2 separate regions of the Homo sapiens genome follow, and region 2 is linked to region 1. Evidence: chromatin contacts called from ENCODE Hi-C or POLR2A ChIA-PET data. All regions are on one chromosome and are shown on one strand. Each heading gives the region's core, a stretch centred on a gene start or an enhancer-like site at or near the end of the contact. The rest is flanking DNA. Distances are from core to core; before and after follow the strand shown. Region 1 overlaps KCP (kielin cysteine rich BMP regulator). Region 2 has its middle 19 kb from the start of TNPO3.

Region 1 (5,101 bases), core at 2,461-4,960:
TGTGTGTGGCTGTGTGTGTGTATGTGGTTGTGGGTGTGGCTGTGTATATGGGTATGTGTGTGTGTGGCTATGTGTGTGTCTGTGGCTGTGGCTGTGTATGTGTGGAGGGGGAGGGGCTGTGTGTGTGTGTGACAGTGGAGGTTCTGTTGATGGCAGCTCTTCTGTTGGACTCCCCGCTCTGCCAGGATGCCGCTACCATGGCGTCACTACTGCCTCCGGAGAGACCCTTCCTGACCCACTTGACCCTACCTGCTCCCTCTGCACCTGCCAGGTGAGGCAGCCCCTTTAGGACCTTGGTAACCTTTCCTCCCTTGATACTCCTCTCTGGCCAGGAAGAGGCTGTCTCCTCCACTCAGGTGGCAAGGGCTACACTCTGCCCTTCACATCTCATGGGACAGGACTGGGCTCAGGTGTCCCGGGCCAAGGGAGGGTGTTTGGGCCCCTGCAGGCTCAGTAGGGGCTCCAGCCCTGGGGAAATGTGCAGTCCAGTTGAGGGTGTGATGGGCCTCTCTCCCCCAGGAAGGTTCCATGCGCTGCCAGAAGAAGCCATGTCCCCCAGCTCTCTGCCCCCACCCCTCTCCAGGCCCCTGCTTCTGCCCTGTTTGCCACAGTGAGCTGCCTTCCTCATGCGCGGCCCCCATGCCCTTCCCCGCCTCTCCCTCCCCCTTCCCTTCCTGCCAGGCCTAAGGCTGGGCCGAGCAGGGCAGGGTGGCACAGGCCCCCCACCCAGGAGGTGTGTCCCCCACAGGCTGTCTCTCTCAGGGCCGGGAGCACCAGGATGGGGAGGAGTTTGAGGGACCAGCAGGCAGCTGTGAGTGGTGTCGCTGTCAGGTATAGCAGGAGGTGGGGGGTGTGGAGTGACAGCTGGACCATAGCACCTCTGGGCCCCAGCCTAGGCAGCGAGCCAGTGTCCCTGCATCTCCTACAGGCTGGCCAGGTCAGCTGTGTGCGGCTGCAGTGCCCACCCCTTCCCTGCAAGCTCCAGGTCACCGAGCGGGGGAGCTGCTGCCCTCGCTGCAGAGGTATGGCCGCCTGTAGCCCTACCCCTTGCTTCAGCCCCTTGGCCCTGTGTCCCTCTGTCCACCCCACCTCCCTCCCCTCAGCCAGCTCTTCTCCCACCTCCCTGCCCCAACAACTGGCCCTTGCATACACCCTTGCCACCTTCAGCTTCTCCTACCTCTCCCTGTCCGGGACTGCCCAGACCATCCCTCTTCCAGGTGCTGGTTAGAGTTCCCTCAAAGCTGCCTGTCTTGGGCTGGGTGCAGCGGCTCACATTTGCAATCCCAGCACTTTGGGAGGCCAAGGTGGGAGGATCACTTGAACCCAGGAGTTTGAGGCTGCAGTGAGCTGCATTTGCACCACTGTGCTCCAGCCTGGGCAACAAAGAAGACTCTGTCTAAAAAATAAAACAAAAAGCTGCCCCTCTTCCTAACCACACCCCATTCATCATCATCATCATCATCACCACCATCATCATCATCATCAAGATACCTGACATTCAGTGAGCAGGTAGCATGTGCCAGGCCCTGAGCACTTTACGTGTATTATCTCATTTAATCAGCACAACAACTTACCAGATAAGCACTCTTAGTCCTCCTATTTTACAGACGAGAAAGTGGAGGTACAGAGAGGTAGAGAAGGTGGCAGAGTCAAGATGGACACTTGGACCATCTGGCTCTGAACTTGAGCCTTTCTTAGCCTGCCCACTGCCCCCTCGTCCCACACCCTGCGCAGTGTGGTGGTGTTTCTACAGAACCACAGAACTGTCATAGCATTTCACTTGCTCTGGGAGGGAGGCAGGACAGAGGAAATCCCCATTTAACAGATGAGGAGACTGAGGCCCGGAGAGACTGAGTTACCTTGGGCACATGGTTAGCGATGGAGCCATTCACCTGGTCCACATGCATTTATGACACAGCTGCTGCATGCCAGGTCTGTGGCCGGTGCGGGCTGCACTGGGCAGTGCCTGCTGCCTGGAGCTTGGTCTTGAGAGCAGGTAGGAACAGAACAGGATTAGAACCCAGGTGTTCTGAACCCCTCCCAGTGCCTTTCCCCTCCACAACAGACAGGAGTTCTGCCCCATCGCACCTTCCCGCCATATCCCTGCAAACTCACTCCTGGCGCCACGTGCCTAGCTGACCACTGAGGGTGGGGGCCAGGAGCAGATGTCCAGATCTCAACCTCCGAGCTCGTCCCTGCCCACTTTGCACCACAGGCTGCCTGGCTCATGGGGAAGAGCACCCCGAAGGCAGTAGATGGGTGCCCCCCGACAGTGCCTGCTCCTCCTGTGTGTGTCACGAGGGCGTCGTCACCTGTGCACGCATCCAGTGCATCAGCTCTTGCGCCCAGCCCCGCCAAGGGCCCCATGACTGCTGTCCTCAATGCTCTGGTACTGGAAGCCTGGGGCGGGAGGGGAAAGGCGAGGAGGGAGCCCTGGGCCCACACCTCCCTGCCGCTGCTGGGCCGGGTGGCAGAGACAGGCAGTTGGAGAAGTGGCCTCCGTCCTTGTGCACACTCCACTCCCTGGGATCAGGGGGAGGCTGGAGATAGAGGACTCCACCCCTGCCTCGCTGCCAGCCTGAAGGACCCCTGGTCCCGTTCTGCTCTCACTCCACCCCAAAGACTGTGAGCATGAGGGCCGGAAGTACGAGCCTGGGGAGAGCTTCCAGCCTGGGGCAGACCCCTGTGAAGTGTGCATCTGCGAGGTAGGTGAGGGCACAGTGGTGGGGCTGGGGCACCTCGTCGGGGGGGAGTGGGCAGCATGGGATGAGGCCCAGCCAAGCTGGTCACTGCATGGAGCAGGCACTCTGGGGGCCAAAGGAGTGTATCCCTGTGGCCAGGAGACAAGGCAGGGTTGGGGCCAACAGGGCCAGGAGGTCTGGGTTTAGACAAGGAGCGCAGGTTCCAAGTGTGCAGGAGGCCGTAGGTGGCCCCCCTGGCTGCAGTGCAGGGCGGGTGTGTATGGCCGGAGAGCCACCTGGGACGTGGCTAGGGGTCATATTGTGGAGATTCTATTTGCAAGGCCATGGAAGGGCTTGGAGCAGGCAAATGACATCACAGGTCAGGGTACTAAGCCATGGGCCTGGGGAGGAGGATGGCATGAGCCTGCCGGAGGATCAAAGGTCACATGAGGGCTCAGGCCCAAGTGACTTAAAGGAGAAGGAGACATCATCTCAGAGACTAGGGCATGGGGTGAGGAGCACGTCTAGAAGACACTGAGTCTCTCTTCAGCCTTGAGTTCAGGGCCCAAGACATGTCCCGGAAGAGGCTGCAGCAGGCAGAGGGAGGGGCCGGAAGTCCCGGCCAAGGGCAGCTCTGGGTTTTTGTGGCCCAGGACCCACCGCTGCTCACTCATTCTTGTAGCCACAGCCTGAGGGGCCTCCCAGCCTTCGCTGTCACCGGCGGCAGTGTCCCAGCCTGGTGGGCTGCCCCCCCAGCCAGCTCCTGCCCCCTGGGCCCCAGCACTGCTGTCCCACCTGTGCCGGTGAGTCCAGGGATGTGGGGGTAGATGAGATATGAGGTTAGGGCTGCCACCCCCTGCCGCCCTTCCTCACCAGTCCCAGCCCCAGATTCTTCCTGACTCCAGTGGACTGTTCTGGAACCCTATGCCTGGCCGGCGAGGGCTGCACCATCCCTAAGGGAACTGGGGAAGCTGACAGGAACCCTTTGCCTCTCCGCAGCTGGGTGCAGTTTGTGGAGCATCTTGGCCAGCAGGTGGCGCTGCAGGGCGACAGTTGTGCTGAGACGTGAGGCCCAGGCAGGCAGGGGGTAGCCCAGCCACAGGGGTGGGCGAGCTTTTTTTGTTGTCGTTGTTAGAGTAAAAATTTATTAAGATTGGGGGGAAAAGTAAAGAAACAGTTTTATTTTTATTACAAATATTGAAAGATGGCCAATTTCTGTCTCCTGGATTTAATAGTTGTTTACCTAACACAGCCATTTTACATTTGTTGTGGAGGGAATTTTTTTCTGTTTCTGGTCCTATACCAACACTGAAATGATAACCTACCTTTGCAATACAGGTGAACGTTATCCTTACATAGAAAAAACAGGCCGAGGTTGGTAGCTCACGCCTGTAATCCCAGCACTTTGGGAGGCCAAGGTGGGAGGATCACAAGGTCAAGAGATCGAGACCATCCTGGCCAACATGGTGAAACCCCGTCTCTACTAAAAATACAAAAATTAGCTGGGCATGATGGGGCATGCCTGTAGTCCCAGCTACTCGGGAGGCTGAGGCAGGAGGATAGCTTGAACCCGGGAGGCAGAGGTTGCAGTGAGCTGAGATGGTGCCACTACACTGCAACCTGGCAACAGAGCGAGATTCTGTCTCAAAAAAAAAAAAAGAAAGAAAAAACATACTTTTTTTTTTAATGATAATCCTATTTTCTCCAATTTGGTTTTTTTATTTGGGTTTTGGTTTTTTTGAGACGGAGTCTCGCTTTGTCGCACAGGCTGGAGTGCGGTGGCACAATCTCGGCTCACTGCAACCTCTGGATTCGAGGGATTCACCTGCCTCAGCCTCCCGAGTAGCTGGGATTATAGGCATGCGCCATCAAGCCTGGCTAATTTTTGTATTTTTAGTAGAGATGGGGTTTTAACATGTTGGCCAGGCTGGTCTCGAACTCCTGACCTCAGGTGATCCACCCGCCTCAGCCTCCGAAAGAGCTGGATTACAGGTGTGAGCCACCTCGCCGACTTTTCTGTTTTTTGTTTGTTTGTTTGTTTGTTTGTTTTTTATGGTGGTAAGACACTAAAATGTACAATCCTAACCATTTTTAAGTGTACAGTTTGTGGTATTAAATACGTTCATAATGCTGTGCAGTCATCCCTGGCATCCATCAGGGAGGGCTGCTCTGATCAACACTTGCTAGGGGGTGCTTCAGGGGAAGGGAAGAAGACTAACATTGATTAAGCACCTGTTCCATGCCACAGACTGTACTTGGTGCTCTTAATAAAGTCTCTCGCTTCATTTTCATAGTTACCCAGTGAGGGAAGTATTATTAATCTCTTTTTACAGATTAAGAAACTGAGGCTCAGAGAGGTGGATTAATCCAACCTAATAAGCACAGGCACTGAGTGCTGGCATCAGGATTCGAACCCGGGA
Region 2 (5,430 bases), core at 2,749-5,248, 190 kb before region 1:
AAAAATTAGTGGTCAGTAGAACACCCAAGAAAGGAAACAGCCTCCCTGCACTGTTTGGGGGTGGTAGCTGGCAGGCACCTAAAAACACACCAGTTTTTGAAAACTTCTCTAGCTTTCTCACTGTGTTACTTTCACACTGTGCTATGGTTTGAATGTTTGTGTGCCCCCAAAAGTGATACATTGAAACCTCATCTCCAATATGATGACATGAGCAAGTGGGAGTTTTAAGAGATGAGGTCATGAGGGCAGAGACTTAATCAATAAAATTAGTAACTTTATAAAAGAGGCCCCAGAGAACCTCACGGCCACTTCCACCATGTGAAGACACAGCAAGACGCTGCAATCTATGAACCAAGAAATGGGCCCTCACCAGACACTGCATCTGCCTGTGTCTTGATCTTGGACTTCCCAGCTTCTAGAACTGTAAGAAATCAATTTCTGTTGTGTATCAGCCACCCAGTCTATGGTATCGTAGCCCAAATGGACTAAGACACACTGCTTTCTCAAATATTCTTTCTCATAGTCTCAACAACCATTGTGTCAATGTATTGCCTTCAAACACTTTGAAACGTTGACATTTTCGGAGACTGTGCCAAAAAGGAGGAAATATCCCTTAAGCCAGGCTTCCATCCTGAATTCTACACACAAGATGAAGAGAAGAGATTCTTTTACTCCTTCCAGAAAGGGGTGAAAGAAGGAAAGAGGAAGCTAATAGGAACAGAAAAGCTGTGACCTGCCCATGTGACCATTCCCTGCCACCTCCAAATGGTCACCAAGCATTTCCAGAAATACCTCATGAATGCTCTGAGTTGCTCCATCTACATGATAGGGAGTTCTACGTGGGATTCCTTGCAAGCAGCTCTGATGGCAGGAGGGGAGACCATGGGAAAAGGAGCACTGGGGCTGGCAGAAATCTACAAGGATAGTTTTGGATTTCGACAGCCTGTGGCCTTAGCAGGGAATCTGTGTAAACTCTGCCGGGAATCCCAAGAAATGAGGCAGTGAAGGAGTGGGGGTGGGGTCTCTGCTAACTTCTGGTATGTGCATGCATGTATAAATATAAAAATATCTTTTTTTTTTTTTTTTGAGACAGAGTCTCACTCTGTCACCCAGGCTGCAGTGCAGTCGCATGATCTCAGCTCACTGCAACCTCTGCCTCCCGGGTTCAAGCGATTCTCCTGCCTCAGCCTCCCGAGTAGCTGGGACTCTAGGCACATGCCACCACGCCTGGCTAATTTTTGTATTTTTTAATAGAGATGGGGTTTCACCATATTGGCCAGGCTGGTCTCGAACTCCTGACCTCGCGATCCACCCACCTCAGATTCCCAAAGTGCTGGAATTACAGGTGTGAGCCACCACACCCTGCCAATATAAACATATCTTAAAATTTGCATGTAACTGGAACCACATTACATATGGTTAGAGAGGCCATTTTCCACTCAGCCGTATGTCAGCAAATATACAATATTTCATGAAACATAATATGCTATCACCTGTTAAATGCCCTATAAGTTTAGGTGCCATTAAGAAAGAAAAAAATGCTGCCAAATAAACTGCGATATGCCATGGAATGTAACAACTGTGAAAAAGCATAAAATAATCATTTTAGAATTGGTGGCATATGGTAGTATGCATCATTCTTTGTCATGACTGCATAGTATTTCACTCTGTGGATGTTTCAGAATTTAACTACCTGTCCATAGGTGTACATAGTGTTTCCATTTTTCACTTATGTGGGCAATACATTGTCAAATAATCTTGTACATCTATCATTGCTCACTTGTCAGATTACCTAGTTGGAATAAATTCCTAGGAATGTAGTTTTGAGGGTCAGAGGTTACAGATATTCAAAATTTTGGCATAGATTGCTAGAATTCCCCTCAGCACTCCAAGATGACACCCTTTCCCGCACAACCTTGATAACATAGACAAATCTTTTTCAATATGCAAACTGTTTCCAATATAATTGAAAAGTGCTGCCATTTTGCTCTTTACTTGCATTTTCATTGACTACTGGTGAGGCTTAACATCTTTTCATGTATCTATTAGTCTTTTGTGTTTCTTTAGGAGCCTGTTCATATCCCTCATAAGAACTGCTTTTTACTTAACTATTTATTTATTGACACAGGGTCTTGCTCTGTTATCCAGGCTGGAGTGCAGTGGCGCAATCACAGCTCACTGCAGCCTGGACCTCCCAGGCTCAAGCAATCCTAGAGCTGCCTTTTGAAAAGGAGACCACACATAGGCAGTTATAGTAGGCAAATTAGTGATTCTTCAAGAGGAAAGCAGCAGAGTCATAGAAAACAAAGAACACCAAATAGGACAAATGTGTTTTTTATTTATTTTTGAATTCAGAAACTGTGGTGAAATGAGCAGAATTGCCTGGAAGCTGCTCTGGAAGCTCATTCAAGGTTACCTGGGCCAGCCAGCTGGAACTGCAAGTAAGCCTATTCCTGGTGGAAGGAGCTCAGCCTCCACAGCATGGGCAGACTCCCTCCTCACACAGGGTGACTGCACCTTCCCACAGGCCCAAGGTCTCCAAATACTGGGAAGCAGGAATTCCTCCCATCTCCTCTGAACCCCTGGCACCCTACATCCAAGCTGCCCAGCACCCAAACCACTCATGTGTTCCCTACTCACAGACTGGTTTCTTACATTTATTCCCTAACTAATACAGCAGAACATGGACCTATCCTGCAGATCCAGCTGAGACCCTGACCTTCACATACTTCTCTATGGGACGGAGAATAGAATGGGAGACTCCTGCTTCCCCTTTGCTTGTTGACCCAGCCTTGTAAGATTTCACTTTCCCTAATAAAACCCAATCCGTAGCCCACGCAGAGTGACATATTAAAATTCATCCTAAATCCTGGAACACATGGGCAATGACCCATAAAGGCCAATGTGCCATGACAGAAACACTAAGAGTCATATCGTCCATCACTCTGTCTCAGTTCCTGTTTATTGTTGGCCAGAGAACTAGGATGATCCTCTGAGCAGACATGTCCTTGGAGGATAATTAAATGGGAACTATATAAATATTTCCATAAATTAAACCAAGGAAGTGTATTAAGTTCAGCTGAATCTGGATACCAACTGCTTCCTTTGACCACATCAGAAAGTCTCCTTTTAAAAGACATTAAAAAAGTTTTTAAATAACTTTTGCCAGGCACAGTGGCTCATGCCTGTAATCCCAGCTACTTGGCAAGCTGAGGTGGGAGGATGGCTTCAGCCCAGGTGTTCAAGGCTGCTGTGAGCTATGACTACACCACTGCACTCCAGCCTGGGTGACAGAGGCCATATGTCTTTAAAAAAAAAAAGACAGAGAAAATTACTTTTTATTGTGGCAAAATAAAAAAAGGTATAATATAAAATTCACTATCTTCACAATTTCTAAATGTACAGTTCAGTGTTAAGTATATTCGCATTGTCAGCAAACCAAAACTGGGTCCATTTGCCAGCATGCAACAGAAAGCCAAACACCAAAACACACAGTTTTTGCAGTGAGAAAGGTTTGTGAGTTGACAGACAAAGAGACAGGAAGAAATGTTCAAATCTGTCTCCTGGAGCTGGAGGCTGGGTTGGATTTTAATTAGCATAGGGTAATGAGGAGTGATCTGACTAGATCCTGCCATAGGGTCACCCCAGAGCTCAATCTGATTGGATCATGGGTCCTGCCATGGTGTCTGCTTTTATTTTTATTTTTATTTTTTATTTTAGAGATGGGATCTCACCATGTTGCCCAGGCTGGTCTCGAACTCCTGGGCTCAAGTAATCCTTCTGCCTCGGTCTCCCAGAGTGCTGGGGTTACTGGCGTACACCACCAGCGCCCAGCCTGGTGTTTGCTTCTTAATTCAGCCTGGTTCCTTGGTCCGAGCACTTAGTTCCCATTCATGGTTGCACACGATGTTCATCCGGGCATTGCCCCCTCCAACCTGCAGGGCCATGACCACTGAAAAACAACTCACAACTTTGCTACATAGAAGTTGAACCAGATTGGTGTAATGTGGTTACAACATCGCTGTGCAGCCAGTCCTCAGAACTCCCTCATCTTGCAAAACTGAAACTCTGTACAAATCAACTCTCCATTTTCCCCTCCCCTCGGCCCCTGGCAACTGCCATTCTACTTTGTTTTTGTGAATCTGACTATTCTAGTTACCTCCTATGAGTGGAACCAAATAATATTTGTCTTTTTCCGACTGGTTTATTTCACTAGTATAATGTCCTCGGTTCATCCGTATTGTTGCATGTGTCAACATTTCCTTCCTTTTTAAATGGACTGTGGTGATGGTTGCACATTTCTGTGAATATACTAGAAACCACTGAGTTGTAATACTTTAAGTGGGTGAATTGTATGGTGTGTGAATTATATCACAATTAAGTATGGTGTGTGAATTATATCACAATTAAGCTGTTTAGGGGAAAAAAGGGAGAATTTGTTAGAAAGATACAGACTCATGTAACCCAAAGACAGGGACTGGGCCTGCTGGATGCTCACAGGCTGGGTGGGGACTCTGGGGAGGATGCTGAACTAAGCTCTCTGGTTCAGCCCTCTGGCCCAGAGCAGGGGTCCTCACCATTAGTCAAGCCCCTAACCTGTAGTGTCGGTACCACCTGGGAATTCCTTAGAAAAGCAGATCCTTGGGCCACACCCCAGGCCTCGTGACTCAGAAACTCTAGCAGTGGGACTCAGCAGACTGTGGGGTTTTTTTTTCTTTCTTTCTTTCTTTCTTTTTTTCCTTGAGACAGTGTCTCGCTCTGTCACCCAGGCTGGAGCGCAGCAGCGTAATCTCAGTTCACTGCAACCTCCTCTGCCTCCTGGGTTCAAGTGATTCTCTTGCCTCAGCCTCCCAGGTAGCTGGGATTACAGGTGCCCACCACCATGCCCAGCTAATTTTTGTTTAGTAGAGACGGGATTTTGCCATGTTGGCCAGGCTGGTCTCAAACTCCTGACCTCAGGTGATCCACCCACCTTGGCCTCCTAAAACGCTGGGATTACAGGGGTGAGCCAGCGTGCCCAGTTTAGCAATCTGTGTTTTGACAAACTCTCCAGGTGCTGGTGATGGAGGCTCACATCTGAGAATCCCTGGCCCAGACCACTGCGGGAAATTGGGGAAAGTTTCCATCTCACCTCTGCTCTGCATGTGCGTTTCCTCTCTTGTTGCAGACAAGCTGTCTTCCACTGACCATTCACCTCCACATCCCTGCAAAAGTCTTCACGGTAGAAAATGACCACAGACAATTCCTAAGTTGAAATCTCTTTTGGGGCCGGGTATGGTGGCTTACACCTGTAATCCTAGCATTTTGGGCGGCCAAAGCGGGCGGCTCACTTGAGGCCACGAGTTTGAGACCAGCGTGGCCAACATGGTGAAACCCCATCTCTACTAAAAATACAAAAATTAGCTGGGCGTGGTTGCAGACACCTGTTAT

What was found. Hi-C counts contacts between places; a loop is a spot of excess contacts on that map. ChIA-PET counts read pairs that join two places held with the same protein, here RNA polymerase II (POLR2A). Pooled maps may share reads with other maps.
Region 2: a pooled map shows a loop between it and region 1 (2.5-fold over the local background). The contact joins two enhancer-like sites. A Hi-C loop is called at or near these places in 1 of 168 maps with a recorded cell type or tissue (upper lobe of right lung), 1 of 37 single-sample maps with no recorded cell type and 1 of 50 pooled maps. POLR2A ChIA-PET finds 5 or more read pairs at or near these places in 6 of 52 experiments (A549, HCT116, HEK293 and 3 more).

The regions. Positions count from the first base shown.
Region 1 is chr7:128,882,385-128,887,485 of GRCh38, reverse strand. KCP (kielin cysteine rich BMP regulator) reads left to right here. Exons shown (of 40, transcript NM_001366122.1): 23 at 186-271; 24 at 520-610; 25 at 749-831; 26 at 929-1,022; 27 at 2,216-2,389; 28 at 2,623-2,705; 29 at 3,364-3,484. Among named protein-coding and RNA genes, the nearest start is that of SPMIP1, 19 kb to the right of the region's middle. RefSeq lists enhancers at 2,168-2,767, 2,992-3,251, 3,702-3,811 and a silencer at 3,557-3,851. Within about 2 kb of position 3,710, at least 3 of the 41 ENCODE cell types and tissues checked have a DNase peak (open chromatin) inside an H3K27ac peak, as active enhancers do.
Region 2 is chr7:129,071,404-129,076,833 of GRCh38, reverse strand. No RefSeq gene overlaps it. Among named protein-coding and RNA genes, the nearest start is that of TNPO3, 19 kb to the right of the region's middle. RefSeq lists an enhancer at 3,989-4,098. Within about 2 kb of position 3,998, at least 4 of the 41 ENCODE cell types and tissues checked have a DNase peak (open chromatin) inside an H3K27ac peak, as active enhancers do.